Regions from separate parts of the Mus musculus genome. Here regions 2 and 3 are each linked to region 1. The links are chromatin loops, found by intact Hi-C in ENCODE. Cell type or tissue: left cerebral cortex. All regions are shown on one strand. Links, peaks and the distances in the headings refer to the core of each region. The heading gives the core; the rest is flanking DNA.

Region 1 (8,000 bases), core at 1-8,000:
TAAGGTGATACTTGTGGTTCCTATCTGCCATGCCTGGCTTGCACAGTACCCAGTAAGCCTCCCTCCCATTCAAGGGCCGGTGGGTAGCTTGGAGCCATTTACAATTTGTATACTTTTCAGTACAGAAAAAATGTTCACATTCAGAATGTTACCTGTTTATTAACAGCTTCAAGAGCCTCTCTTTGTTTTTCCTTCTATGAGGAAAAAAAAAATCATTAAGTAGTCCATATACTTTTAGTAGTCTAGTAGTCAGATCCTACTAGAAGAAAACTCAAGTGTGATAACTTACAGAATACCTTTCAATTTTACCACATTTCACAAGAAAGATTTTGATCATGTTTAAAATAATAAAATGAATATCTAACTATATAGGCCCACACTATTTGGATACCTTTGTTTGTTTGCTTTTCTTTTTTCTTCCCATAAACTAAAGATTTTTATTACTTTCCCTTTTGTCATTCTAAGCTTGACAGACCTAGGGTGCCTTTTCTTTTTTCCTTTTTTCAGAGGAGTGGTTGGTTTTTCAAAACAAGGTTTCTTTGTGTTACTCTGACTGTCCCTTAACTAGCTCTGTATATTAGACTGGCCTTGAACCCCAGAGTTCTGCCTGCCTCTGCCTCTCCAGTGCTGGGATCCAAGTTATGCACCACCACTGCCTGGCTTCTGTCAGTGAGGGTGCAGCCTCACCTACTCCTTCACATTCCTGATGGACAGACTTAATAGAAGTTAGATGAGACTTCCGTGTAAATCTGAAAATGAGGCCAAGAGGCTGCCACAGGGGGCCACAGGTTTAGATAAGAGTCACACTCCAAGCGGTAGGGTAATGCACTGTTAAAATTCTGACTTTGATGTGGTGTTACTGAGGGTAGAATCCTACCACCTGGGCCTTAACTTCTCACTTTGCTGATTTTGAGGGGAGGGAGGATGTAACCAGTCAGGATAATGACAAACACCTGGGTAAGGAGTTACTTACAGGAGGAACATGGCCAACTTCCCAGTGGCTGCACCACTGAGGAGAATCTCTCTCTCCCTCTGTAGCATATTAGTTTACATGGACATAGGATTCTTCACTTACACACTTAGCTCCTCTTCAATATGTAAGTTGGGTATAGTCTAATCAGAAGTCACAAAGGCCCGTGTGCTTTGGTTTGTGGACATGAACATACACATGCAGAATGAGGTCTCAGACTTCATAGCACCACAGATTCTGAAGCACTGGAGAAACAATGCAGCTGGAGAGGAGTCCTCCTGCCTATACTGCTTTTCTGTCTCTTCCATTCTGGATACCCATATGGTGTCAGTGAGGAAGGGAAGGCATGTACAACTTTCCAAGCAAGAGCATACTGAAAGACAGGACAACCAATACAGTGGTGAAAAGGCTCCAAGATTGACAGAGGCAAAGGGAAAATAGAAACATTTTAATCTGAGTAAACAGACATTAAGAAAGTTCTGCAGGAAGGCTCACTGGCTGTAGATCCCAAATGCTAAATTGGTTGGCTTGAAGCATTGTTAGGTTTTAGAACTTTTCATATTATCACAGGTTAGTTGTTTGAGAATGTTACATGAGGAATTATAGACCAGGCACACAGCTATCTTTCCAGCTCTTGGAAGGCCTAGGAAGAAGGATCATGAATGTGACACTAGCCTTAGCCACATAATCAGTGTCTTTACAAACAAGCAGACAAACAAACCAAGAAACCTTTTAAAAGACCAAAAACCAAAATGAAGGCATCTGTCAGGAGAAAACAGATGAGCACAAGTTCCCTATACCTTAAGTCAAAATCATCTGAACATAGAGTGCATGTCACAGGAACCCTTTTTGCAACGTGGGATTGCTTTCAGGAAAAGGCTCTGAGGTAAAGACAGTTATGTGGGCTCTGTCTTGATGCTGTGTCAGTGCTGTGGGCCAGCTCTCCACATCCCTCTGTGCCTGTTGCCCTATTTGAGGAACTCTGGAGCTTATGTGGTTGTCCCCATGGTAATTGTTTTCATTCCCAGTGTTATTGTTACCATCTCTGTCCTTATTGAGGGACCTTCAGGTGCACTGGGCAGGAAGGGTACTGAATGTTAGGTAGTCACCAACACAGCTGTGTGCCTTGGCACTCTGTGCTGAGGATGGTGGAAACATTCTGGGTCTGGTCTGCCCTATCCAGTCAGTAGGTATTTTCCACATGTGAGACTCTTGAACACTGGACACAGAGCTGCTAAAGCCAGGAACAGCACTTTTAATTTAGCTAATTTACATATAGCCATTTGCTACAGTGTTGAGCAATCCTGCTCTAACCTAATATTATTGACCTGTTATTATGTGTATGTCCTCCATAGTAACACTGAAGTAAGGAAGGAGCCTAATAGCGTATGCCTGACCTGGGGGACTGCAGTTTGGCAGTGTTCTCAAATTCTCCTTTGAGTTTGGTTTGTGTTTATTTTGTTGCTGTGGTTTTGTTTTTAATCAGATGGATTTAAATGCATTCAGGATATACCTTTTGGTATCTACTAATATAGTAGAGTTTCACTAAAAGCTATGGTTCTGTTTATTTATGTATGTTTATTTACATATGGGACAATTAAATAGGGTTTGGGCATGAGACATGAAGTGAAATTACTGTAGAGCAGTTCCTTGGCAGGTAAAACCAGAAAACAGCAGGCCAGAGCCAAGAAAGTGACTTTTGGATGTGGTAAATTGGTTTAACAAGGAGTCAATTGATTCGGGTGCTGCTGCTCAGATTATAGGTTAATGAATTTAATTGGATGGGAGGTCAACCATACAAACCCCGTGATTTCTGTGGTTTTGACTATAAAGTGATTGTGAAACAACTCCTTTTTGTTGATACTTCATATTTACTTAGCTTCCCCCCTTGTACCTCTGCAGAAAGACACCCGTACAGTACCTGACATTAAATTTTGTCCTTGGTCCTTTTCTGTATTTTCATGATTTCCTGATCTCATGTCTTCTCATGTACATTTCATCTTCCTGGAAAACAGTGCCATCTAGTGGACAGACTGCTAGTTCAGCACACAAAAGTGGTACATTTCAAACAAGCCTAACCTGTTTTTTTTTTTTTTTTTTTTCAATGTGTTTCTTGTTCTGAGGTTTTTAATAATAGCAGGCCCCAGTTTATAGCCCAACTTGTCAAAATTGTTGGGATTTCTCACATTTCTACACATTTAGTTTTTGAACCAGGACTAATCACTTGACTTATTATTCCTTTTCCCATTTTGTGATGTTGAGAAGAAGAAAAGTGATTAGGGATGAGTTAATAAATTTTAAAGTCAAGGAAAGGTGGACTTTGGTAATGCACATCTTTAATTTCAGTACTTGGGCAGCAGAGGCAGGCAAATCTCTTGAATTCAAGGTCAGCCTGGTGTACAGAATGAGTTCCAGGGCAGCCAGGACTACACAGAGAAACCCCTCCCCCAAAAGAAAATCAGGGAGAACAGCAATCACCACTTCAGATACGTTTGAAAGGTTTACTGTTTACTGCTTTAGAGCTGGTGTGAACCTGGGGGAGCCAGCCCTAAAGATGAGGTGAACTCCAGTCTGAAGCAACAGCCAACTTTATTTAGAACATCTAACAACTTATACTGTGAGGGTTAGGAGTCACATGAGCAAAGTGTCCAGTCACAAGGGTAAGCTGCATGTGGTAGACAAATCACATGGAAAAAACAGGGTTTCCCATAGTGGCATGTAAACAAACAGCAATTACCAGTTGTAATAAATAATCTAAAGTAAACTCCTATCTGCTACATTTGGGAGGGACACAAAAGCATTTTCCAAAAACAGTTTTGTGTTTTTGAAGAAACTGAGACTCTTGTCTTACTTTTTTACAAGTACTCAGAATTCCCGTCACAGAGTTCCATTCTTGGACTGTGTTCCAGCAGTTTATTATTAATTAGGCAGTTGAGGAACTCGTGTGCATAAGGATCACCTCTACGCCACACCTGAGAAAGAACAGTTTCATTACACGGCCATTTGCAGTAAGGCAAATGGGACTTTTTCAAAAAGGACTTCAACAGTAGAGGGGAAACAACCAAAGATTTCTATTGAAATGGATTGTAATCGTGTTTTTGTGCATAGCTACAAAGTAATTTATCTTCTTCCATGAGTTTGCTGACTGGTTGGAGCTTGATTATAATTGGTTCTTTCATGAACAAACAGAAGAATAAACTACTTTTGCATTCTTTCAAGTATGTTATTACTGATTGATGCTGTTATTTGTTTTTTTTTTTATGCTGTTATTTGCTAATATGCTTCTTTCTATATTTCAGAAAAGATGTTGGTTTAAAGCGATTTTTTCCTAAGAGTTTACTGGATTCTGTCAAGGTAACTAGAGTCTACTTTATCATAATCTAATATAAAGCTCTGCATGTATACCTTACCTACTGAAAACTTGCCTTTAATAAAGTGAAATGGTGCATTTCTCCCTTACATGATAAAGCTGCAATGGCACAGCTGACTGTGTAAGATAGGAGTCTGTTAACTTCAGGCAAGTACATTTTCGCAGGTTCAGCCTTTCTCCATAGAACCTTGGCTTTACTTGATGGTTGTAATAAACACCTAAGTGCAAAACTAGAAATAGTTCATGCTGCAGCCCTGTCACCAAGGTTTGTCAAGTTTTGAATATTTTGATATACAAAAGAAAAGGAATACTGCATTAAAGAATCATAGTGAATCATGTGCAGTGTGTGCATTTGTGCATTGCTGCATCCCCACATGCATGTATGTCTCTGTTGTGTGTGTGCATTTACCATTGCTGGGGCCCCTGTGTATCACTGTGTTCCATGTCTGTCTGTGCATTTATACACCACTGGATCCTCTGTTTGTGTGTCTTATGTGTGTGTGTACACCACTAGGTCTAACGTGTGTGTGTGTGTGTGTGTGTGTTTATGTGTGTAAGTGCTGCATTTGTGTGTCTGTCACTGTTTCCTTTGTGCATGTTTGCATTGCTGAACTCTACATATGCACAGTATAATGGTCAATCTCTTACTTCCGTGTGGTTTCTTGGTGGCAACTTTGGAATCCTACTCCAGCAGTGTTATCATTGGAGACAGAGCAGCTCTGAATGTTGTTTCCTATCCAATCCAGAGCACACCTCCAAACACCAGGTTATGGAGGGAGAACATAGGATTTGGTCCAAGAAGGGTTCCATTTGCCAGCCTCACAGTATGGGGCATAGTCTCTTATTTCTGCAACAAAGAGTCTTCTGTAGGGATGGTGTTTGACAGATAAATATGTATATTTCAATTCAATACCTGTCTGGTAGCTCAGGAATAGGAGGACTGTAGAGGCATGGAAACAGGGTAAGCCACAGTGTTTACAGCTTAACATTGCTCTAGCTAGCATTCATTTAGTGGCTGTGTTTTATGTATCAGTGATTCTCAAATGACGATGCCTTTGGTGACTTTTGAAAACTGCTGTCTCCTCAGATTTTCATGTGTAAAAAACGTCACAAGTATGACTGCCATCTTTAGAGTCTAAGATGCTGTTTTATATTTAGAAATCATTTATAATCATTATATTGAAAATAGTGACTTGAGTACAGCCCATGGGTGAGTGCCTGTTTGAGGCAGATATTGATGGAAGCTCAGTGGAACCTGGTCATGTCCTGATTCTCCTGCTCTGGCCTCCCTGTTCTCTATGCCCATGCATGAATGGAAAACATCTCTCCAGTCTAGACCCTACTCAGTATCTAAAGGGCTTATTTTTCTTTCTGAATTTGTAATTTTATAGCTCCTGACTTGTTTGGGTTTTTTGTCTTCATATTTTTACACAATAGGTTTGTCTAGCACTAGGTATATAGCATATTTGATAGTTCTTATTTGAATGGAAAATGAACAGCTACCTGACAAATAAATAGAGCTCGAGAAGAGTTCAGAGAGAGAGTTCAGTACTGTGGCTGCTGCACTGTTGAGGCTTTCCCAGCTCCGACCTTCCTGGCCTCTTGTCTGAGCTCCTCCCGACTGCTTTTCTATAGAATCTAGGCCTGGATCTGGCAGTGTGGTGAGGGCTCAGCCCTGTTTAGTAGAGTCAGATGTGATCTCTATGGCCAGTGCTCTCTGTGGGCTTAAGTGCTAAGGCAAGAGGCTTGCAGCTTTTACAGTAGGGAATAAGGAGAACCAGATAACAAGACAGATTGAAAGCCAAGAAACAGAGGCAGAAAGAGTGGTCAAAGGAGATATAAGGGGTACTGGTCATGCTTTAGTAGTTGTGGTGACTAAGGGTCTTAGGGATTTATAGGAAGCTGACTCAGAGAAGTTGTACTTTTATTCGGCTGGGCATTGGGATATAAGCAGAGCTAATTTTTAGTTACCATTCTCTATAGATGCACCAGTTTCAGTTATGAAGGTTTTGAGAACCATTTTCTTCTGTTTTTGTTTTTGTTTTTTTTTCAAGACAGGGTTTCTCTGTGTAGCCCTGGCTGACCTGGAACTCACTCTGTAGACCAGGCTGGCCTCGAACTCAGTAATCCACCTGCCTCTGCACCCCAAGTGCTGGGATTAAAGGTGTGCGCCACCACTGCCTGGCCGAGAACCATTTTCTTAAGTGCTCTCCAAAAAAATTTTTTTTTAATTTATTACTTAGTATATGTATGTAAGTACATATATGTGTTTTTTTTGTATGTTAGCTCATATACACAAATGCTTGTGCATTCTTGGACATGCCACAGAACATACATGAAAATCACAATACAATTTATGGGATTGGTTCTCCACTTTTACTATTGTGAGACCTGCCTGGGCATCAAATTATTGAATTGTTAGGCTTATTGATAACTTAGGGTTATTGTGATGAAACACTATGGACAAAGGCAACTTGGGAAGGAGTGAGTTTATTTAGCTAGTGTATCCTGACACAGTCCATTGAAGGAAGCCAAGGCAGCAACTCAACCTGTGAAGGAACCTGGACGCAGAGATCATGGAGAGATGCTTACTTGCTTGCTTCTCATTGTTTGCTCAGCATGCTTTCTTATAGAATCTTGGACCACCAATCCAGGATGGTACCACCCAAATGGGCTAGGTCTTCCTATATCAATCACTGATTTAAAAAATATACTTTACAGGCTTGCCTACAGTCTAAGAGGCATTTTCTCAATTGAGGTTTTCTCCTCTCAGATGACTTAGCTCGTGTCAAGTTGACATAAAACTAACTAGCACAGTAAGTTCCTTTACCAACTGAAACATCTCAGCCCTTTTTGTTGATAAGACAATCACTTTGATTTTTTAACTTAAGTACTGTTTGTTTCTTAAATAGCTTTAGTCAGGCGAGGCAATAGCCTTAGTCCAAAATTTCTCCCCATTCTACATAAATTCCCTTGACAGCTCTAGCAGACTTCTCTATACTCTCGTACTGCTGTAAAGCTGTTCTCATAAGCTGTACAGCACCTATTACACACAGTAGGTGTAGGCAGTCCCTCCTTCATTAATAACCATAAGAAAGACATATCTGAGCTCCTGTTTGTTCTAGAGTTAGCCATATTGAGTGGCTAAGTTTATTAATGCTAGTTTTTCTATAAACAGGCTATATTTGTATTTTTTTCCTCAAAGTCAAATTGTTTTACTTGTCTTAGATTTAAATTTCTAGAAGACTGTTTATAGTTAACTTTCCCATTGAATGGTTGAAAGATTATCATATCCTGGTAGAACTTGACTGAGCTGCAATGTTTCCAAGAACAGAGAAACAGGCTGCACATACCTTGGGTACTGAGAATCTAGGACAGACAACGTCTCTTAACATTTCATTTGAATGATTAAAATCACTACACCAGTAACACTAGATCCGGGGCACTCTATAGTTCTCATCATTCCTTCTCAAAGGTATCAAGGTCATGAGTGATAAAGAGGCCAGCAGGCTATCATTTGGAGATTAGCAACATGAATATGTGTATAAATTCTGGACAGTAATTCAGTGAATTGTATAATTCACTGTAATTATGTTTGTTTCTTGTTTGTACAAGGGACCGGACTAAAGAAGTTCTGCCTACTATCTTAATAGCTCTATT
Region 2 (11,036 bases), core at 1,275-9,274, 150 kb before region 1:
GGCTGGAGTAATAGTTAGCTTTTGTTATTGTTGTTTTGTTTTTTAAAAGTGTGGGGATAAATGCCTTTAGTCCTAGCACTAAGAATTTAAGGCCAGAGTTGATAGAGTTCTGGGACAGCCAGGGTGGCATAGTAAGATCCTGTCTCAGGAAAATAAAAAAATAAAAAAATAAAATGTGTGCACGAGAGAGGGGGGGAGTGAGAGAGACAGACACAGACAGAGAGAAACACACAGAGAGAAACAGAGAGTGAGAGCTCGCATGCGCATGCACACATCACACACACACACACACACACACACACACACACACACACACACACACACACTCATCAGATGCCGTAGACCTGGAGTCACAGGTGTTTGTGAGCTGCCTATTGTGGGTGTGGGGATCTAAACTCTGGTCCTTTGAGAGAGCAGCAAGCACTCTTAACTGCTAAAAGATCTCTCCATCTCTCCAGCCCTGATGGTTGAAAGGATTACATAAATCACATTTGTCTCCATGTAAGGACCGGGCCTGATTTCGAAAAGGAGGCCATAAGGCATCAACTCTAAGAACAGCCAGGAACTAGACCATGAGGCCCCAGCTCCAGGAACAGACCATAAAATCCAGGGATGAGTCATAAAACCCCCTCCCAAAGAACAGCCTGGGGATAACCACAGAAATGGGAAAATATCTTATCTCAGAATGGGCTATCTGTGCTGCGCAGCCCTATCTCACCCTATGATTAAATGTTCATGATATAAAAATGCAGACCACTGACCGCCTGTGACACCCTAGCACCCACCAATGAAATTTTAAATTACCCAGTCCTTCTAGAAAATTCACTTTAAGAAGGCCTGTGAGTCTTGTCTAGGGTCGCCTAGAGGATGGTTGGAAGATGGTTGGCCTCTGCATGCTGGTTGTTTCTGTAGAATAAACACTCTTTGTCTTTGCATACTGAGTCTTCCTTCAACAATTTCCAGACACCCTTACAGGTTAGTTCCAACTGTCAACTTGATACAACCTCGAATCACCTATAAAGAGACTCTCAGAGAGCAGTTATGAAAGTCAGGTTGGCTTGGGGGTTGGGGTGGTGTCTTGATTGCCTTAACTACTGTGGAAAGTCCCAAACCACATTTTCAAGGCACCAGCTTCTGCTCTGTAGCCCTGGGCTATATAAGAGTAGACAAAGCTAGCTGAGTACCAAACATGCAGGGTTAATTTCTCCCTGCTTTTTGCTGTGGTGTGGCAGGACACTTCCTGCTGCTGCTGCTGCAACTGCAGTTTCTCCTCTCTGAGAGACTATATAACCTACAATTCAGACTCGGAGGACCCTGTCTCCATGAGTTGCCTTTTGTTTGCATGTTTTGTCTGAAGACAGAAAATAAATTGGAAGCCAGACTGTGGTGGCATACACCTTTAATCCCGGTGCTTGGGAGGCAGAGGCAGGTGCATCTCTGTGAGTTCAAGGCCAGCCTGATTTAGAGAGTAGGTTCCAGGACAGCCACACCCATACAGAGAAACCCTGTCTGGAGTGAGGTTACAGGAACTAAAGTAGGGCACCGGCACCTGGAGTCTCCTAGTTCCTGTAGGTTTGTAGTTTAGAACCAGCAGCCATCCCTAGGAAAGCTGCCGGGGGATGGGCAGGGGTAGGGGAAGAGGCCAGATTGATGGTGGCATCTCTTAAAGGCAGTGTGAGCATAGTGGGCTCACCTTTCCCTTATCTGTTCCTGAGCGGGGCCTGTACTTTATCTGCATGACAAAGGCCAGGCAGGGGTAAGAGCCACAGCTGGGATGGCCTTCTGTCCTAGACTCTAGGTTTTGGCTAGAGGCCCAGGACAGCAGCCATAAACTGGCTCAGTTGTCAGACTCGGCTCAGATCTTGTGTTCTGCGTGTGTGCATGCACTTTGCCAAGTTCGCCTCCGTCCTTCTGAGGGGCTCTGCTTCTCCAGTGGAGTCCTTGCTCTTATAGTGTTCTCTTACCACAGAAGAGCCGCATCCCAACTCGCAGACCTGGTTGGAGTCCGGTGGAGTCAGACATCACTCCTACATGCATTGTGTGCACACAGACGAGAGCTATGAGATCAAAAGGAGTTGGAAGGAGGCCAGCTTGTGCCACGCTTTCTCTCCCACTGGTTGATCCTCATTGAATGGCTGATGACCCTACCTGAGGTACTAAACATGATCACATATTTCAAGAGGAAGAGACCAAGATTCTAAAAAGCAATGATCTGCCTGAGGCCTCGGGAATAAGGAGCAGAACGGAGATTTGAACCTAACTAAGCCATTCTGATTCCGAATCCTCCCTCTGCTCCCGTCCCCCTTCTGTCTCCACACCAACCAGGAGCATTCTTTCTAAATCCCCTTCCAGGACTTCCAGACTCTGTCTCTGAGGGCACAGCCACTGGAGGTGTCTGGTGCTTGGGGAATATCTCCACAGGTAGCTCACACTGAACCAGCTCCAATGTGGCTATTGTGTTTCCTGATGGGGTAGCCTCCAGAAGCCTGGGATAGAGCAACAAGACCCAGCCAGGTTGTCCTGTGAGTCTGTGCTGTGAGGATGGCCAGCAAAAACGTACTTCTAGTCCTGGGTTCCTCTTTTATTATGTCTTTGGCAGTGCTGGGAACTGGAGCCAGACAACTCCTTCACTGTGAGATGGCTCCCCCAATTTCCTTTTCTGAAACAAAGGTTCATGACCCTCATGGGACTGAGGCCCTGGGCACCAGGCAGAGCACGGGCAGAACCTGAGAGAAAGTCATTCTCTTCCAGGCTTTTGCATGGACTCATCTGACACTTCCTGCCTTATCCAGTTTGGAACCAGCTCACCAGGAACTTTCCATGCCCAAAGGCCTGCATCAGCTGCCAATTAGAGGGCCAGGTAATTACCCTGCAATTCCAGAACCTGGCCAACTGCTAATGTGCTAAGCCTGCTTAGGCAGAAAGGGAAGCTATGTTCTCACACAGAATCAAGGGCCTGAGGGCTAGCCTGGAGTAGTGGTTCTTCAAGGTGAAGGGCCTGGGGGTCAGCCTGGTTGTCAAACTAATGAGTGCTTGCTGAATTCTTTGCCTTACAAAAACATCCAATATGTAAAGCAGATAAGAGCTGAACTGCTTCCATTGAAGCTGGGGTCTAAGGGGACCCAGAAATAGGACCAGAACCCTATTTACTCCATAGTTGTACATACTAGAGAGACAGGTGGGGTGAGTAGCAAAATGGAGGGAGCTTAGGCAGCTGGCAAGGGTTTCTGCAGTGGAGGAACTGAGTGCTAGGGCAAGGCCCTTAGGGCAGTGCTGGCCAGCAAGACTGGTTGACTCATCTCTCACAGCAAGATGTCAGTGTGTACAAACACCAGGACACCTCCTTACGAAAGTTCTGATGACTTCATCCTGCCCATGTCTCGAGCTTTCTTTCTTGGACTTAAAAGGATATTTTGGGGGAAACTTTCATATAGAAGAAGTACTAAGACTGGAGAAATGACTCAGTAGGTAAGAGAACTTGCTGCTCTTGCAGAGGCTCTGAGTTTTGACCCCAGTAACAACGGGCAGCTCACAACTGAATGACACATAAACTCACACAGACATAAATTAAAAATAAACAGGTAAACAAACCTTTTTTAAGAAAGAAAGAAACAAAGAAAGAAAAAAGAGAGAGAGAGAAAGAAAGAAGGAAAGAAAGAAAGAAAGAAAGAAAGAAAGAAAGAAAGAAAGAAAGAAAGAGAGAAAGAAATATCTTATGGTAATCCAGCCTTCCCATTACTGATCTTTTCTTTCCCCCTTGTTACACTCACATAAGGTGCCGGCTATGGTGGCAAATGCCTTTAATTCCAGCACTCAGAGATCAGGCAGGCAGATCTCTGAGTTCGAGGCCAGCCTGGTTTACAAAGTGAGTCCAGGATATCCAGGACTCTTACACAGAGAAACCCTGGGTTTTGTTTGTTTGGTTGGTTGTTTTGTTTTGTTTTTTGATTTTTTTTTTTTTTTGAGACAGGGTTTCTCTGTGTAGCCCTGGCTGTCCTGGAACTCACTCTGTAGACCAGGCTGGTCTTGAACTCAGAAATCCACCTGCCTCTGCCTCCTGAGTGCTGGGATTAAAGGTGTGTGCCACCACGCCCGGCTTCTTCTGGGGTTTTTATTACAATTTTTTTTTATTATTCCTGAGAATTTCATGTGTGTACAAGGAAACATGACCATACCCACTCCTTATTCCCCTCCTCTGAGTCTCCGTGCATCTTTCCTAACATGTCCCCTTCCCAACTTCATGACTCTTCTGGCTTGTCCAGGTATTTTCACCACCTGTTTCTCTATGTGTTTGCAGAACACACAGCCTGTTTCCCAATAAAGCTGTTTCCTCCCTTCCTTCCTCCGTTCTTCCCTCCTTCCCTTCCTCCCTTCCTTTCTTTCTTTCCTTTTTTTTTTTTTTCTGAGACAGGGTTTCTCTGTGCGGCCCTGGCTGTTCTGGAACTTGCTCTGTAGACCAGGCTGGCCTCAAACCCAGGGACCTGCCTCCTGAGAGCTGGGATTAAAGGCAAATGCCACCACTTTTTTAGACAGGGTCTCAGTATGGAATTCTAGCTGGCCTAGAACTTACTACATAGACCAGACTGGACTCAGATTTACAGACGTCCGTCTGTTCTATTCTGCTCCTAAGTGCTGGAGTCGAAAGCATGCACCAGCACACCCAGCTTACTCACTGGTGGGATTCAGGCTGGGTTTCTACTTCCTTTGGGGTTTTCATTGCATTTTGATTTCTTTAGCATGAACAAGTATCATTTACATTTTAAAAATTACCACATTTATTTTATCTGCATATGCGTGTGGGTACATTCTTCAGGCACACATATGGCAGTCAGAGGACAACTTGCAGGAACCAGTTCTCTTCTCACCATGTTGTCCTGGGATTCTAACTCAGATTGTCAGTGAATGAAAAAAAGAAATACAGAAAGGAAAGGACCTGACTGCCCCTAGGTAGGGCAGAGGAGTTTTTGTTTTTTTTCTTTTTTTGGTTTTTCTGAGACAGGGTTTCTCTGTGTAGCCCTGGCTGTCCTGGAACTCACTCTGTAGACCAGGCTGGCCTCGAACTCAGAAATCTGCCTGCCCGACTCAAAACCACTGTTTAAAAGTCAAAGTGAAGCCTTCTTTGTAGGGTAGACTTCTACCCATCCTGAAACGGTATCTATAAAAATAGCAAGCCGGGCGTGGTGGCGCACGCCTTTAATCCCAGCACTCGGGAGGCAGAGGCAGGCAGATTTCTGAGTTCGAGGCCAGCCTGGTCTACAAAGTGAGTTCCAGGACAGCCAGGGCTACACAGAGAAACCCTGTCTCGAAAAACAAAACAAAACAAGACCAAAAAAAAAAAAAAAAACCAAAAAAAAAAAAAAAACAAAAAAACATGACTTTGAGCTGGATGTGATGACCCACTCCTGTGTTCGAGCCAGCCTGGACTACCCAGTGAGACTATGTCTCAAAGATGGAAATCAAAATAGCTGGGCTTAGTGGCAGCACGGCTATAGTCTCAGCCCTTGGGAACTGGAGGCAGGTGGTTCTCAGTTGGAGGCCTGTCTGAGCTTCATAGAGAGACCCTGACTGGATAAGTAAATGAGGTAATTAACCAAACCGCCAGGAGGAGTGGGAACATGGCTGGAAGTCCACCTCTGGAGGTAGACACTGAAGAGCAGGGACTCAAGGTCATCCTGGGATACCTGGGGCCCTATGTCAGACACACACTCAAATAAACGTAATTAATTTTGTCTTTAATTCTAAAAAGACAAAAAAAAACTATCTTGCTGTTCAAAGAAAAGGATAAAGAAATCATGGAGAGTGTGAGACCAAGGCAGCTGACAGGACAGCTTGGCAGTGAATTATTCATTCAACAAATATTTCCTCAACAGCATGATGACAGCTTCCAATGGAAACTGTCATTTTATAACTTTGGGTTTTGCGTACTACTCCTGGAAACTTTTTTTTTTTGGTTCTTCCCCTGCAATTGTTAGATCTTGTCACTAGGTGGCAGTAGGTATAGCGGTATAGCCATGCTGTGGAGCATGCGAGTTTTGTTTTATTAATACTTAGTCAAGCCACCCATTGCAAATTTGTAAGTGCTCATTGATGATGATGGTGGTGGTGATGATGATGACGACGACGACAATGATGTGTATATGTGTGTGTTTTAATTTTTTATTATTTAAAGCTTCTTCCTTCCTTCCTTCCTTCCTTTCTTTCTTTCTTTCTTTCTTTCTTTCTTTCTTTCCTTCCTTCTTTCTTTCTTTCTTTTTCAAGACGGTTTCTCTGTGCAATGGTCCTGGCTGTCCTGGAACTTGATTTATAGACCAGGCTGGCCTCATTGACATCCTCCTGCCTCTGCATCTTGAATGTTTGAATTAAAGGTATGCACCACCATGTTCTGCTTATTTAAAGATTTTTTGTTTTTGTTTTTCGAAATAGGGTTTCTCTGTGTAGTCCTGGTTGTCCTGGAACTCACTCTGTAGACCAGGCTGGCCTCGAATTCAGAAATCTGCCTGCCTCTGCCTCCCAAGTGCTGGGATTAAAGGCATGCGCCACCACACCCGGCTTACAGTTTATTCTTTAGTGTAGACATCATCTTCTCTGAGTTCTGGTCAGTTTTGATGCCTTCCTGCATTCCTGAAGCCCCTTTGCGACAATATTGTAATATGAATCTTGCCAGTGTCTATTGCTCTTTTAATGGCAGTCTTTCCTCCATCATGAGTGATGTGAGGACAGGAGACTATGAGCAGATGTGCCCACTTGTAGGCTGTCCTTGGGCTCTGTCTGAGCTCTAGAATGATAGCACTGGTTGCTGTCCACTCTTCACAGACACCGCACAGCTACAGGCTCCTGGGAATAAGAAGCCATCCACCAGGGCATACCCACTGTGGTAACAGTGGGTAGCTGAGGGAATTGGGCCAGCCTTTTGGATATATTTTTTATGAATGACTTGTGAAAGCAGCTTCTCAGGGCATCCTGGCCAGGTGCCAGCTGGCTCCTCCGTTTCAGAGCAGCTGTTGAGAGATGCCAGGCTTAATGGGTCCTCTGGTCTGCATGCATTCTGGTGTCTGTGCTGCTAGTGTGCACCTGGACCCGCACAGAGAGGGGAGCTGCAGTACAGAAAATGGGATAAGCCTCCAGAGAAACTGGGTCTCCTGCCTCCGAGTCATGGGGCAGGGGACTGGCGTTCAGTGGTCTTGCCATGCTGTTCTTCTGTTCCAACTGTAACACCAACATCTGCCAGGCACGGGTGAGACCGCTTCTCACAAAGGGAGACGCACAGAGCACTTAATGAGTGGCCAGGTGTGAAGTGACAGGGCAGGGGTTCTGATCCTAAGCCCACACGTAGCCATCTATTACAGCTTCTGCCAGCTCTCCTTCAGGAAAGCTGCCAAATCCCCTCCCTGGGTCACATTTGTGGGAATATGTATTAGTCTTGTAGCTCCAGGCTGCCACTCCTCCCAGCTGGAGACACCTGCTACAGGGCTTCCTCCCTCCTCCCCCTTCTCCACTGTCCTCTCTAGCTGCCTCTTTTCCCCTTCAGGGAGCCCTCATTTTTGTGTTTCCATAAGCCATCCAAAACAGCCTGAGAGCATCACTCTTTAAAGATGGAAGAGCGCTGGAGAGATGGCTCAGCAGTTAAGAGCACTGACTGCTCTTCCAGAGGTCCTAAGTTCAATTCCCAGCAACCATATGGTGGCTCACAACCATCTGTAATGAGATCCAATGGCCTCTTCTGGTGTGTCTGAAGTGATAGTATTACTCAAATACATTAAATAAATAAATATAAAAAGAGTTAGAGGAGGCCTTGTCTTGAGTAGCTTCCTTATGTAGCTACTCTACCTCTGGGCCTCCAGGGTTTCTTGTTTGGTGCACAAAGTAAGTTCCCAATGGTTAGGCTACTGTGCCTGGTTGTTGTGTGCAATGACTAGGTCCTGGGCCCTCATCTGGTGAACTCTCCTGGATTTGACCTTGATTCTTCCATCATCACAGGTCATAGGTTGTATGCCCACATCTTTAAGCAAACATCTACTAATATCTGTGAAACATCTACAATAAAATAGAAACTTCGTGGACAGGGTCCATCCCATCTGCCCAGGCATTCTTGGGTACCTCAGTGCCTAGCAAATATTTCCAAGTGATATACAGGAGAGCATTGAGGACAGATGTGTATGGGCTCCAGTCCTGGCTCCCACATCCTAGCTTTGTGAAAACAAATTAATTCTTTTTTTTTTTTTTTTTTTTTTTTCGCTTTTTGAGACAGGGTTTCTCTGTATAGCCCTGGCTGTCCTGGAACTCACTTTGTAGACCAGGCTGGCCTCGAACTCAGAAATCTGCCTGCCTCTGCCTCCCGAGTGCTGGGATTAAAGGTGTGCACCACAACACCTGGCTTAAATTAATTCTTTAAGGGGCTGGTGAGATGGCTCAGCAGGTAAGAGCACCCGACTGCTCTTCTGAAGGTCCGGGGTTCAAATCCCAGCAAGCACATGATGGCTCACAACCATCCATAACGAGATCTGACTCCCTCTTCTGGAGTGTCTGAAGACAGCTACAGTGTACTTACATATAATAAATAATAAATAAATCTAAAAAAATTAATTCTTTAAGATGCTAAAACTACAGTAGCTCTGGCCACCTGGGTGTTATAATCTTTGAAAGAGTTCATAGAAAATAAGACCAAAAAGCAGTACCATACAAACAGCACATCAGTGCCTGAGAGAGGATGAGTCAGAGCCTCCTCCTTCACTCAGGACCCTAGACACACAAGCAGTGCACACACACATATAAGGTACACACTACATGCACTGCATACATGCACACACATATATGCATACAAGGCATGCATATACACCCACACCCACAGAAGTACCTGCACACATGTGCAGACAGGCAGCTCACAAGCACATGCACACAGAAAGCATACATCTCTTAAGCCATAACAACTTGAACTTTCCCTGGTGGGCACCCAAATCAACCTTAACCACAAGAGGGTTTCTTCTGGGTAGCACAGTGCTGATTAAAGAGTTAGGCGTCTGTCTGTTGATTATTTTATGAAGGGAGGAAAACAGTGTATCATCACATTATATATGAGGCTTGGGATCCCTCTCCCCATCCCTGGATTCACACAGGACTCACTTGTCTGTACATCCTAGCAAGCAAGGGAACTGGAAAAAAGAGAAATGTCCAAGGAGGCAGTCTGGCTGGGGAATTGCAGAAAGGGCTGCTGGAAGAGTCTGAAACGGAGCCAGGCTCAGGGCTGGGTCAAGGTGTAACCAAGAGGCCAGGCACAGGGCCAAAGAGCCCCAGGCCTCTCTCCATTGTGATTTGGAAAGTAGCCAAGTTCAGCCAGGTCCCTCCCAATTCACCAGCTCCTCCTGCTTGAACATGGCCTGTGTGAGCAAAGCAGGGAGCCTGTGTTGAGAAGTCCAGGGTGGTGAGCACTCTAGGGAGGGATGAAGACGAAGACGACACGGCATCTGTTGAGCACCCTCCTCATGCCAGACCCTGTGCTTGATACCTTCAGATATTCAATCTCAGTCACACATGTGCCTCTGAGGGACGGATTTGCTTAAATGAGGTTGATCCATGCTACCTGCTTAACGTATTAATAAAAAAAAATCTATCCCTCCACTTTGTTTGGGAATTTTTTTGGGGGGGGCCTTCTGCATGCTAGGTAAATGCTAGACACTGTGTGAGATCCCAAGACCTCTTTTTGCTTTTGTTTTAAGATGTATTTATTTATTTTATTTATGTGAGCACACTGTAGCTATCTTCAGACACATCAGAAGAGGACATCAGATCTTACTACAGATGGTTGTGAGCCACCATGTGGTTGCTGGGAATTGAACCTTTGGAAGAACAACCAGTGCTCTTAACCGCTGAGCCATCTCTCCAGCTCTTGTTGTTGTTGTTTTTGTTTAATGTATTTTTTTTTAATTTTTACTTATGCGTTGTGTCTGACTGTTTGTCTGTGTACTACCTCCATGCCTGGTGCCCTCAGAGACTAGAAAAGGGAGTCAGATTCCCTGGAACTGGAGTTACAGATGATTGTGGGCCACCACGTGGGTGCTAGGAGTCAACCGTGGGTTCTCTGGAAGAGCAGCCACCTCTCTAGTCCCCAAAATATATTTTATTTACATGTATATGTGTTTGCAAGAGTGAATGTCCGATGGAATCCTGTGGAACTGGAATTAAAGGTGACTGTGAGTGCTGGGAACCAATTGCAAGCAAGTCCTTTGCAAGAGCAGCAAATGCTCTTAACCACTGAGCCATCTCTGTAGCCTTCAGTTTTTAATTTTTTTTTTGAGACAGGATCTCACAAAGTTACTTAGGCTGGCCTTGAAGTTGCTGTTTTACCATCTGTTCCCAAATGAGCAGAAAGGTTAAATCTCCTCCCCGAGCCATCCCTGCCCCTCTCTTGCTCCCTTCCTCCTTGTTGCTTCCTACTTACAGAGCGGAGAGGTTGGAAGCAGCTCCTTTATGGGCCTGTGTCTCTTTTCCTATCGCTTCTCCCCAACAGCATCACAGGTGGTATAAGTAGTTCCCATCCCTCCCCATGCCCAGTATGATCCTATACGTCTATCTAGGCAGTAAGTGTGCTATAGATGGCAGTGCAAGTCAGTCTGGAACTGTGGCCATCTTGCAGGGCTGGGCTCTCACCCTTTAGCAACCAGCTGTTCTTCAGGGCTAGGGAAAACCAGGCCTCCTCTAGAGCCTGCTTATACCTCCCCTGCTCCAGCTTGCTGGTGGTCAGGTGACTCAACACCTGCAACATGGGCCTCTTCCCTTAGACCGTTTGCAAAAAAATGTCAGAGAATGTCTGAGGGCCTAGTCCAAGTTTAAGTCTGACCCTCCAACAGTGAGTGCAAGGAGATGCTTGGGCAGTCAGCATCCCATTACAAAGGAGTGAGGTGAATTGACTAAAAGCTACCTGGCTAACAAATAGCAAGAGCCCAAACTAAACCCTAGGTTTAACAGTGGCCGAATATAGGATCTTTCCTACCTCACTGCTGTCCTCCACACCTGGGAAGGAAGATTAGCAAAGGACATCT
Region 3 (11,036 bases), core at 1,508-9,507, 240 kb before region 1:
CACACAGTAAGGCCTTTGCACCCACCACCCAAAATGTCCTCTTATAGACAAGTGGCCTTCCTGTCCTTGGAAGTGAGGGGCTCCTGTGCTCTGGACATGCACAATGGGAGCAACAAGACTAGGGACAGCCCATTAGATGGAAGGCAGCCCTCTCCCACCTGCAACCAGCACGCCAGCTAGCCATGGATGCCACAACACTCCCACGTGCTTCCCCAGCCCTGCGCATGCCCACAGCCACTATGTCCGCACATGGTCACACGCATGCTCAGTTTGTCTGACAACCCGCAATAGTCTGCAGGTGCATGATGGCCACACCCACGGACAGGATGCCCACTCCTGTGGATCTCCACTTTGTCACCCACCTCCCTCCACAGCCCAGCCCCGGCTCATCCCAGCAGCCTCCAGGCAGCATCCCCATGAGAGCCAGCTACAGACACTGAAGGTGGCACAGGGAGTGAACAGCCAGTCCTTGTGAAGCTGCAGTGCAGAATGTGTATTCTCATCAGCACCGGGCTTCACATGAACAAACGTGTATGAGCATTCTAAATACTAAAATTATATTCTTTTGGATGGGACTGGGGCACTGGATATTGAACCCAGGGTCTTGTGGCACAGCCATGTCTCTTGGAGATGGCAAAAGTCGTGAAGCCAGCACAGCTGTATGACACGGTTCCAGCAAAGCTGAGCCGAATGCTGTGACCACTGTCTGTCTGTCTGTCTCTCACTTTTAGGTTTTGGTCTCTGAGTGTTGTACACGTGGGGACTTTCTGTGTTATGATTCATTTTGTGTCTTTTCCCGAGAAAATTATGTCTGACTCTTTTTAGGAACGTCCTAAATTTACTGTCCCTTCTGCTTTTAGGGATAGAAAAGCATCTGTTCCTATTTGGGAGCCTTCCTTACGCCCTAGAGATCACAATAAACACTAAATGAGGCCATTATTCCTGGAATCTTCTTGGGGTGTCTGCCCCTAAACATATTCAGACAGTATAATTGGAACAGGGTAAACTCAGAAACAGTTGACAAACTCCCACTAGCCAGGATTGGTTACAGATTCAAGGCCTCTGTTTACTGTATGCTTAGAGCTCTCTGAAAATGTGGTTTAAAGACAGGAGTCATAGAGGGTACAGCCCTGGGGGAATAGAATTTAGTAAATAGATTAAAATAACTTTTCCTATGTTATAGCATAGATGAAATGAGAGAGTAAGGGGAGTATTAGTATTTGCTATTCATAAAACGACCAGTTCAGATATTTTGTTTGTCTAGAGTGCTTTAAAACTGCAAACGCTGCCAGCCTAAAAGCAGACTGTCTTATATAAACGTGTTTGCTTTGGTGGAGGCATTCTTTAGATTCTTTGAAGTTATAGGCCGATAATGAAAATGAAATCTGTCCTATTTGTACTTTTTAATTGTGACTGAACTTGTAGCCCCAGACATGTAATGAAAAATCAAAAGCACATGTCCAGAGACAAAATGATATAATCTATACTTCTTAGTTAACCATTCCAATGGTCTTTGAAACTGGCTGGGCCTAGCCTCTACCAGTCTCGAAGCTCTCTGCTGAGCTATGCCCCAGTCCTCATGTGTACACTTGGATCTCACCGAGTTCACTCTAAGATGGGGTGGTGGTTTGAATATGCTTGGCCCAGGGAGTGGCAGTTTTAGGATGTGTGGCCTTGTGAGAGTAGGTATGTCAACTGTGGGTGTGGGCTTTAAGACATTACCCTAGCTGCCCGGAAGTCAGTCTTCTGCTCCCACCTTATGATAATAGTCTGAACCTCTGGACCTGTAAGCCAGCCCCAATTAAATGTTGTCCTTATAAGAGTTGCCTTGGTCATGGTGTCTGCTCACAGCAGTAAAACCCTAATTAAGACAGATGGGAACACTCAGCTTTGCCAAGTTCTACTTTCAGTGTGGCCACTCCACTTAACTAAAACACGCATAGCAGTGACAGTGGGGTCCTGCCCCTTCTCCACTTAAGGAACCACATAACTGAAGGCCACTGACAGCTCATCGGCCAGGTCCACAACTACAGAACAAAAGATGCCCAGGTGCAACTCACTTCCCAGGTTCCCAGGCACCTAGGGGGTGATGTCAAATGCCACCACATACAGAGGAGGAAGAAAGGCACTGAAAGGCAGGTTTTCTTCCTACACCAGGGTCCACCAGCCATTGAGTAATTAGGTGACCAGGCCATACCAGCGCTGAGGACGAGCAGAGGGACCACCAGACATGCTCAGCCTGGTGCCATGAGAGAATGATAACCATATGAGTCTGAGTCACTCCTTTCAGGCCATTGCACAGAGGGCCCCTGGAGGACAGGGGACCCTTAGAGTCTTCACATCCTTATGAGGTCACACATTGGGAAGAGGAAAAGTGTGCCCGTAGGCCCCTCAGGGTCTTTCTGTGAATGCCTTGTCTCCCTTCACATAGTAGCACACGCATAGCTGTCCACACCCCCTGACCCCAGGCAGTGCAGGCTATCCCACAGAGGCCTGAGAAGTATGCGTTCTACTGCACCTGGCTAGTGACAGGTGGCCCATCATCTCTGTCTCTCCCAAAACAGTTATTCCTCCGGAAATGCAGATATCAAGTCTCTCCTATAAGTGACGTGGTGTTAACAGGAAACTGCACACCCCCTCCTGTGGGCTCTAAGCCCTTTCAGGGTCGTGTGCCCAACATCATGGAAGTTCAAGTTTACAGCTTGGGGAATGATGACCAGAAAAACATCGCACATGCTCAGTAGAAAGCACATTCATTCTCCAGATATTTTCTATCTGCAGATGGTGAACTTAACGGACAGGCTGACTGAACCTGGGTGGCCAGCAGAGTCCGGTGAATGCAAAATTCAAGTGCTCGCATGGGATCAGATGAGTGAGGACACAAGCCAGGCGGTGTTAGCTCACATGGGACAGGCAGACCACTGGGGCAGTGAGGCAGGCACTGTCAGGCAGTGGGGGGCACTCGGTCAGGGTGCTGGCACTCAGCTCAACCAAGCTCCTGGCTCTAAGCTGAGGAACCAGCTTACACAGACCCTAGGGACAGGTGTCAGGACCTTCCCAGTTAAAAGACAATAGACGAGCTGGGCTTCCTCCCCATGGCCAGCAGACAGAACAGATGTGTGTGTCAGTGCAGGTAACATGGTTCAGTGAGAAATAAATTAGGATCGCAAACTTCCACAGATGGCAGGACACAATCCGTGAGTGTACAACATTGCTGCGTGCTGTGTGTGTGGAGGGGGACATCTGTCATCAGAGGTTTTAAGCAGAACAGAAAGCAGAGCCTGGGTTGGGGGCAGTGCTTCACTGGGGACACAGAGCAAAGCCAAACCCAAGAAACAAGGGCCTCGTGGTGACGGGAAAGCCTTCTTAGTCAGGTGGGTTCTCCTGGCACCTGGCACGCTGCTTCTGTGCTTCTGGGCATGCGTGAGTGCTTTAGCTGAGCCATGGCTGTGTAGTCACCGGGTAAGCACCGGGTGAGATGCCTCTGCAGAGGCAGCTAGCCTCACGTGTAAGTCAGCCATCTGCATCATGCAACCTCACTCTGAACGTGTGTGCACTTTGGCTGCGCATACCATCCAGCCATATAAACACCAGCAAAAGCTGCCTAAGACGCTGACTTGGACTTGAAGCTAGTGGGTGTTGTGAGTGATAAGTGTCTTTAACATATGAAGTTTTCTGCTCTTACAGACACATACTGGTTTCATTACAGGGGAAAAAAAAAGAGACTTTTAATATCTTCTTACTGTCGTTACTCAGCACGTAAATAGCAAATTAGTATATCTTTGCATTGCACTGTCTTAGAATATTTTACCTCAAAATTGCTTTTTAAGCTTGAGTCGCTGACTTAAATTTGAGTTGCTGATTTAAAGAAAACCATTAAGGGAATTTTGGCTTGGAATTAGGATGGAATTTCAGATAATTTCTGAAACTAACCATTCAGACAGCTACCATTTTTACGAAGTATTAATGTAAAGTGGGATTCTAAGCATTGATAATTACAAAATCAAAATAAATAGCAACTTTGAAAAACCCTGAAGATGGGCTATGCCCTGCAGAATCAAATATTTGGTCAAGATTTTACAAGATTTTTTTTTCTTTTAAGACAATCTCACTCTGTAGCCCAGACAGACTTTAAACCCACTATGTAGTCTAGCCTGGCCTTGAACTCAACAGTTCTTCCTACCTCCAACTTCCAGGTGCCAAGATTGCAGACATGAGGCACAATGTCCACCTGTTTAACTTTTGGCCAGGTATGAGTGTGAATGCCTTTAATCCCACGACTTAAGAGGCGGCAGCAGGCTGATCTCTGTGAGTTTGAGGGCAACTTGGTCAGCCTGGTCAGTTCCAGGACAGCTAGAAGTATACAGCAAGACTCTGTATCAAAAACAGAGGTTGGGGGTGTTGGGGGAACTGAAGAGATGGCTCAGCAATTAAGAGCACTGGCTGCTCTTCCAGAGGTCCCAGGTTCAATTCCAACATGAGCAACCACATGGCAGCTCATAAATATCTGTAACTCCAATTCCAGGGGATTCAGTACCCTCACACAAACATACATGCAGGCAGAACACCAATGCACATAAATTAAGAATAAATAGAAATAAAATATTTAACTTTCTTTGTGAAAATAAATAAGTACATTCATCTCCTTATGTGGGATATTTGCTTTCATCTGTTTTTTTTTAAATAGATTTTTTTCTATTTTCTTTATTTTATATATGAATGCTCTGCTGCATATGCACCCACAGGCCAGAAGGAGGCATCAGATCCCTTTATAGATGGTTGTGAGCCACCACATGATGGCTCAGGACCTCTGGAAGAACAGTCAGTGCTCTTAACTGCTGAGCCACCTCTCCAGCCCCCTAAAATACAAATTTTTAAGACAGCTTCACACAGCCCAGGCTGTTCTCAAACCTGTTATGTAACCAAGTATTCTTGACCCTCTGACGCTCCCATCTCTCCTCTCTCATGCTAGGATTATAGTTGTAAGCCACCATGCCTAGTTTATTGTAGGTGCTGGAGTTGGACCCAGGGCTTCAAGCATACTAGACAGGCACTATATCCCAGTCCTGCTTCTCTCTTCAACCAATGTTAATATCATATTGTATACAACATAGTTAGAAATACACGTCCTTGTGATTTATTATCAGTCAGTGTTTGCTTTGCACTTATTTGCACTTCCTCTGATTTACCTAGGTCTCATGGGAATCTCTTGGGTGAAAACGGTTATGAGTACGAATTTAAGCAGCCATGCCTTAGGGAACAGTGACAAGGAAAAAAACAAAGCCTGTCCATGTTCAGTGTCCATGTTCAGTGAGGACACAGCTCGTTTTTATACCTTGAATCTTTAGGAGGTTGAATTACAGCTATTGACCTGCAGACCTGGGGGACACTGGTACCCAGGGATGCTGTGGGGCGCTCTTACCGAAGGTCAGTGCATCAAACAGACGGTGGATAATGACGGCGTCCTTCACGATCCCCGACTCCTGGACTCGCTTCACAAAGTCATTGAGTTGCATGTGCTTCTTGGGCAGTTCGAAGTTCTTCACGGCGTCATCTGCCTTGGGGGCCTCGCCGTGCTTATCAAAGACCTCTGTGATGAGCCGCCTGAGCTCAGGCGTCCGCTCGGCCTGGGCCCGCTCAGAGGCCGACATGGATTCCACCGTTCTCTTGACCAGATCAGCCGGGAAGATCCCTATGTCGGTCTTATACAGGTTCTGGAAATCCAAGAGGGCACTCAGCAGTTGTCCCTGCATCAGATGGAGAAGACCACGCAGGTAGAAGTACCTGGCTAGGAGCAGAGAGTCGCCAGGACCCAACAGCGCCATGGCCTTGCTCAGGAGAGTGACGAAGTCTGTATAGTATGCCTGAACACACTGGCTCTCCAGTGGGAAGTGGATATCAGGGATCTTGAACATATATGTTGACTTAGGGGTCACTTTGAGAACTAAAAAACAAACAAACAAACAAACAAGGGAAAATGCATGTAATTAGCATGGTCCTGGAAAAGGCAGAGGCACCCATAACACTGTTGAGGGCAGCTTTGTGTGTCTTGGACAAGAACCCATGTGTTGTGGATGGGCCTGGTGCTGCTCTTGTGAACCAATTCCCTAAGGAATAAAGGAGCCAATCACTGGGCGAGTAAGGACTTCCGAGTTAGACAGAGGAAGAGAGGAAACAGGAGAGAGTTAGGTGTTTTTGGTGGGCACAACATGAGGACAAGATGTAATTACGAGTGTCTCTGGGTTCCAATGGTGGATCTGTCAGGATTTGCCCCTGGAGGATTTAGATTTAATAAGGCTTCCAAGTTAGGATTTTAGTTGTTGTGCCTAGTGATTGAGTTACTGTTGTTTCAGAACTAAGTTTGTGTTGTGTCTTTCTTCACGGAGGTGGCTCGTCTGGGTTCAAGAGAGAAAGGTATGATGGCAAAACGTGGGTTTGCTTGATGTGTACCACAAAGGTCATGGGGGATTTGAAGCCTGGGGTTAGTGTGGTAGCAACCCACCAGGAGGAACTTAGCAAGCTGGGTGGAGATGTTCCAGGAGCTCCAGGCCAGAGAGTCTTCTTGAGATAAAAACAAGTCGACCATTGCCTGCTACTGCAGGGCCGGCCAGCCCACCAGTAAGAGAGTTGCTGGTGCATGCCAGCTCATTTTTTGTTATTATTATTTCCCGCAACACCTACATGCCCCTTCCAGGGCATTCCCAATACCCCAGAGGTAAAGAAGAGTCCATTTGTTCCCAGAGAGGCAGTAACTATTCTCCATGGGACAATTATGTTTTTAAAACTATGAATATTAAGTAAAAATGCTAGGACTGGGCCCTTGAAGATTAAGCTGATAACCAAAGCCAAGATATGCCTGCTAAGTAGGGCCTAGCCTTTAGAAGCATTTGTCACCTTAACAGTGGCCTGGGCAGTGGTAGCCCAGTACTCCCACTGCAAAGATTCGAAAGGTCAGGACTAAAGAGACCGGAGCTAAGTGCCACAGGCATTCTGAAGCCCCCTGGGGACTAAACACTGACCAAGAGTTGAAGTCCCTCTCCTCCTAAAAGCTTCCTTGGAACAGGGGACCAGAGGTAGCCACTGCATCCACACCCATGCGAGAGGTGGTCCTTTGGCTATGGAGGCTGGAGGAAGGTGGAGCCCACAATGGTCAGGGAGCTCAGATGAACACAGAAAAGGCAGGCAGACTGTGTCCCAGAGTGAGTGTGCACACACCTGCCAAGCCCAGAAAAGGAACTGGTCTGTCTGAGGTCAGACACCCAGGAAGTGGCTACCAAGGGGCTCACACCTCCTCCTACTGCTCTGAGCTTTGAGACTTTTTCATTTCCATACTGTCTTTTCAGACAGACAGCCCGAGCTAAGACCAGCAGCTGCAAGGCCATGCATGGCACCCAACAATCTTCCGTACCCAGTAAGGACTCTGTGGGACACACCGTAGACGCCTATGATGTCACACAGACCAGGAAGAGCCTTGAGAAGGTTTTGCAGAAATACAATAATAGCTTGTAACTATCTAACAGCAACCTTTAGGAAGGGACTGGTACCGACCAGGGGCATCCCATCACACATCTGTAAATACAGACATGTATTTTATCTATCACACACACAGTGGTGGGGGCAGAGACACAAAATAGTTTTTAAAAACCAGTTTTTTGGATTTTTTTCCCCTGTTTTTATGGAGGCACGAACTCAGCCTCACTATGACCACATTCACACAGGGTAGCTTGAAACCCAGACTGGTCCCGAACTCACAAGCACCAATGCTGCACCAGACCCCTGAGCTGCTAAGATAACAGGCATTTACCACCATGCCTGGCCAAAATAGTTTATATTCTTAAGAACATTCCCTCCCTCAGAAGCAGGCTATGATCTCTAAGCTGCAACACTGGGGGAATAGACGCAGGAGGGTAGCACCTCACCTGGACTGCTGCTTCTGCAGTTTGAGGTGTCCATTATCCGAAGCGATGAGTTCCTGGGAGGCAGCTCGGGCAGGGAGATGTCCTGCAGGTTGGGCATGCTGACCACCATGCGTCTGTGGGTGATGTGCAGGGGTGAGGCCTTCCTGGAGGCCATCTTCTCCACAGTAGGTCTCCTTGGACTTATCAGCATCCTGTCTATCCTAGGGAAAAGCAAGAGTTCACTTCATGGGCACGAAGATGTAAGTGTGAGCCTCTACTCCCTATCGCACCCAGAGCAATGAGCAGGGTGAGAGGCATGCACGGGTAAGAACCTGTCACTAAGTCCAGCCTCAAGTAGCTCAAGGGGAAAGGACAGAGGTTCTCAGCCCACAGTCCCAGAGATGGACAGGGCACGGTCGTGGGTGATGCACACGAGATATCAGGAAAACACAGGGGAAAAAAAATAGGCCTGTGAATGGGGAACATGGGAAGGAAATGAAGACGGACAGAGATCAGGGTGTGGCAGGATGCTCCGCCAGGCACACAGAGCCTGCCTGCACGCAATGGGGACACACAGAGGATGCACCTTTGGAGGTTCCTGGCGAACTGCTCAATAGCCCACTGAACTGATCATCTGTATGTCCAAATGAAATGGACGTATGAACCCTCAGTCCCCCAAAGAGGACCTCGAACAGAGCTAGGCACCTGTCCTCCTCAGACTGAGTGTCGAGGTCCATCCGAGCAAAGGCGTCCATCCTGCCGTTGAGCCGCGCCTTCAGAAAGGAGTGGAACATGTAGGTGTCCAAAACCTGCATGTGAGAAAGGCTGTCATGCTGCGCTCATGGTCCTCCGGCCTCCATCCAAAGCCAACAGCAGCCCCACTGAGGCATGGCCTCTCCCCCACCGGCTCCACTGGGCAGGAGTCTGTGCAAACAGGAAACTTCACAATGGATGCATTTTTATTTTTATTATTTTTAGTAATGTGTCTGTGAATATATGCAGGTGCCTACAGGGGCCAGGGGAGTCAGATCCCCCGATATCTGAGATTATGGGCTCAGGGTAGGTGCTAGAAACTGAATACAATCTTAGCCATTGAGCCATCATCTCTCTAGGCTTGCAATTGGTTCGTATGGACACAGAGATTCCTAACCTGCACCTAAAAAATCACGAAAGCTAAAAAAGCCCAGGTCGCCTGGCCACTAGGCCAGCTGTGCTTGTGCTATATGTGCCCCGCATCCCAGGGACCTCTGCACACTCTACAGCGCCCAGACTAGCTCTGTCTGCTTTGACAGGCTGCCTCAGGAACCACACAGCCCCAGGATCCTGACTCTACAGGGGACCCCCCTAGCACCGCAGCTGTAGTTGTTTCCACCCGGTTCTGTAGGTAAGCATTTGTCCACCGGCAAGCAAGCTCTCGGACTACAGGTTCCTCCCAACAAAGGCAGGAAGAGGAGGTAAAAGGTACCCAGATGCACAAGGTGGGGCTCCAGGAATACCCAAGCCAGGTATGCAAAGGCAGGAAGATGCAAAAGAGAAACAGGCCACACAAAGGTTGAAGGGAACAGTCTGAATAGCTAGAGAACCCAGCGCTGGTATGGAGAGCCCTGTTCCGGATGGTGGGTCCACAAACCGACCTGGGTTACTATAAGAAAGTAGAGGACACCAGGAGGGTCACAGGGCAGAAAAGGAGAAGAGAGGCATACGCAAGCACCATGAGGGAGTCATACCAGTTAACCCAAGTGGCTGGGCTGTACCCTGGAGGCAGGCAGCTCTTCCCACCTCAAATATGTCACAACAGACCCATGGGGTGGGGGGTGGGCACAGGGCTGCCTGCCAGATCAAAGACCCCTGTGCTCTGTACACTGGACAAACCAGTCACTAAGGGTTGGGCAGAAACAGAGGGCTCCCCCACAAACCTAGGCTAATGTCAGGAAGCTGCCAAGACACAGCTAAGGTCCGTCTCTGAGAGAAAGAAAGGACTGGTGCTCTCAGACTAGCAGGGCAATGGCAAGGAACCCTCCCAGGGCCACGTTCTCCTCACACACAGAGCAAAGGCTGCCTAGGCTGAAGTCAGGGAAAGGGTACCTGATGCCCTGACTGAGGACATGGTCACCCAGGAAGGCACATGTGCCACAGTCCATCAAACCACATGCTTAATACTGTGTCTCTTAATTAATGTACTATACTACAAAGCTAATTTAGAAATAAGGTAGCAATGGAATCAGACAAAAAAAAAAAACTTCTGAAAAGACCAATACAATAAGACATGATTAGATCTGGAAAGGCCTTTGAGAAACGGTTCAACAAGGAGGAATAAGTGGGTGGAGCCTCCCAGCCCCGCCCCTCTTACCTGCTTATAAAACTGCTGGTCCCCTGCCGCTCTTGTCTTGAGAAACTCCTCGCTGTTGAAGACGCGGTGTTCATAATTCAAGTGATTCTTCACTTCCCTAGCAAAGAGAAGGTGGGCCACGCACTCAACCACCACAATGCCCAAAGTCATGCTGTCCAGCAGGAGAATGGTGCTGAGAAACACACTCTTCGGAGCTCACTGCATCCCAGGATGACAGCATCAGGATGGACTGTGTGGTCCTCATCACTTCTCTAACCAGGAAGAAGCTGGGAGACAGGGCCACTGCCTCCTTGGACCTCAGCTCTTTATGCCAATTAAGGCTCAACAATCAGCTATCATGCTACAAAAACCACTGAGTTCAGAGGTCAATTTGGAGTTAGAGGGCATGGAAATGCTGCCCACAATGCAGCCACAGCCACAAGTCTATTTAGCCAAGCTTCTCCACTCCATAACCTGTCCCACAAGCCCATGGGACCTCAGTTTACAATCTCCCCAAGCTACAGAGGCATGCTATAAATACTCGACAGCCTGCAGGGTATGGCCAGGTGGATGTGCCTGGTGTCTTCCTTCCATTGTGAGAGAAGACACACTCATCTAGAGTCTTACAGCCTGGAATCTTCTTTTCTTCCTGCTGTTTTGTTTTGGGCAGAGTGAACAGTCTTATGTTGCTCATGCTGGCCTCAAACTTGGAGGATAGCCTTGCACTATGGGTCTTCCTACCTCTGCCTCCCTCCTAAAATTCTGGGATCACAGGCTTGCACCAGGATACTTGGTTATAAACTGTTTTG

Evidence for each region. Peaks named below come from ENCODE experiments on the same cell type or tissue, not always from the same donor. Only the 100,000 strongest peaks of a DNase experiment are listed, where the experiment ranks them.
Region 2: it touches region 1 in a loop (4-fold over the local background); 12 of 42 quality-filtered maps call a loop at or near these places.
Region 3: a loop joins it to region 1, with 6 times the contacts of the local background. A loop is called at or near these places in 30 of 42 quality-filtered maps.

The regions. Positions count from the first base shown.
Region 1 is chr15:73,306,139-73,314,138 of GRCm38, reverse strand. It overlaps Ptk2 (PTK2 protein tyrosine kinase 2), which reads left to right. Exons shown (of 35, transcript NM_001358046.1): 8 at 4,270-4,324. It overlaps Gm41344 (a long non-coding RNA gene), which reads right to left and starts at 3,039. Exons shown (of 2, transcript XR_875404.2): 1 at 1-3,039. In left cerebral cortex, for the core only: a CTCF peak has its summit at 3,001 (motif pointing left); a DNase peak (open chromatin) is centred at 2,985.
Region 2 is chr15:73,452,095-73,463,130 of GRCm38, reverse strand. No RefSeq gene overlaps it. Among named protein-coding and RNA genes, the nearest start is that of Ptk2, 34 kb to the right of the region's middle. In left cerebral cortex, for the core only: a CTCF peak has its summit at 5,974 (motif pointing right); DNase peaks (open chromatin) are centred at 1,884, 3,339 and 6,972.
Region 3 is chr15:73,542,029-73,553,064 of GRCm38, reverse strand. It overlaps Dennd3 (DENN/MADD domain containing 3), which reads right to left. Exons shown (of 23, transcript NM_001081066.1): 10 at 10,249-10,345; 11 at 8,604-8,707; 12 at 7,920-8,119; 13 at 5,423-5,944. Among named protein-coding and RNA genes, the nearest start is that of Dennd3, 35 kb to the right of the region's middle. In left cerebral cortex, for the core only: a CTCF peak has its summit at 4,742 (motif pointing right); DNase peaks (open chromatin) are centred at 3,384 and 4,781; H3K27ac peaks cover 909 bases.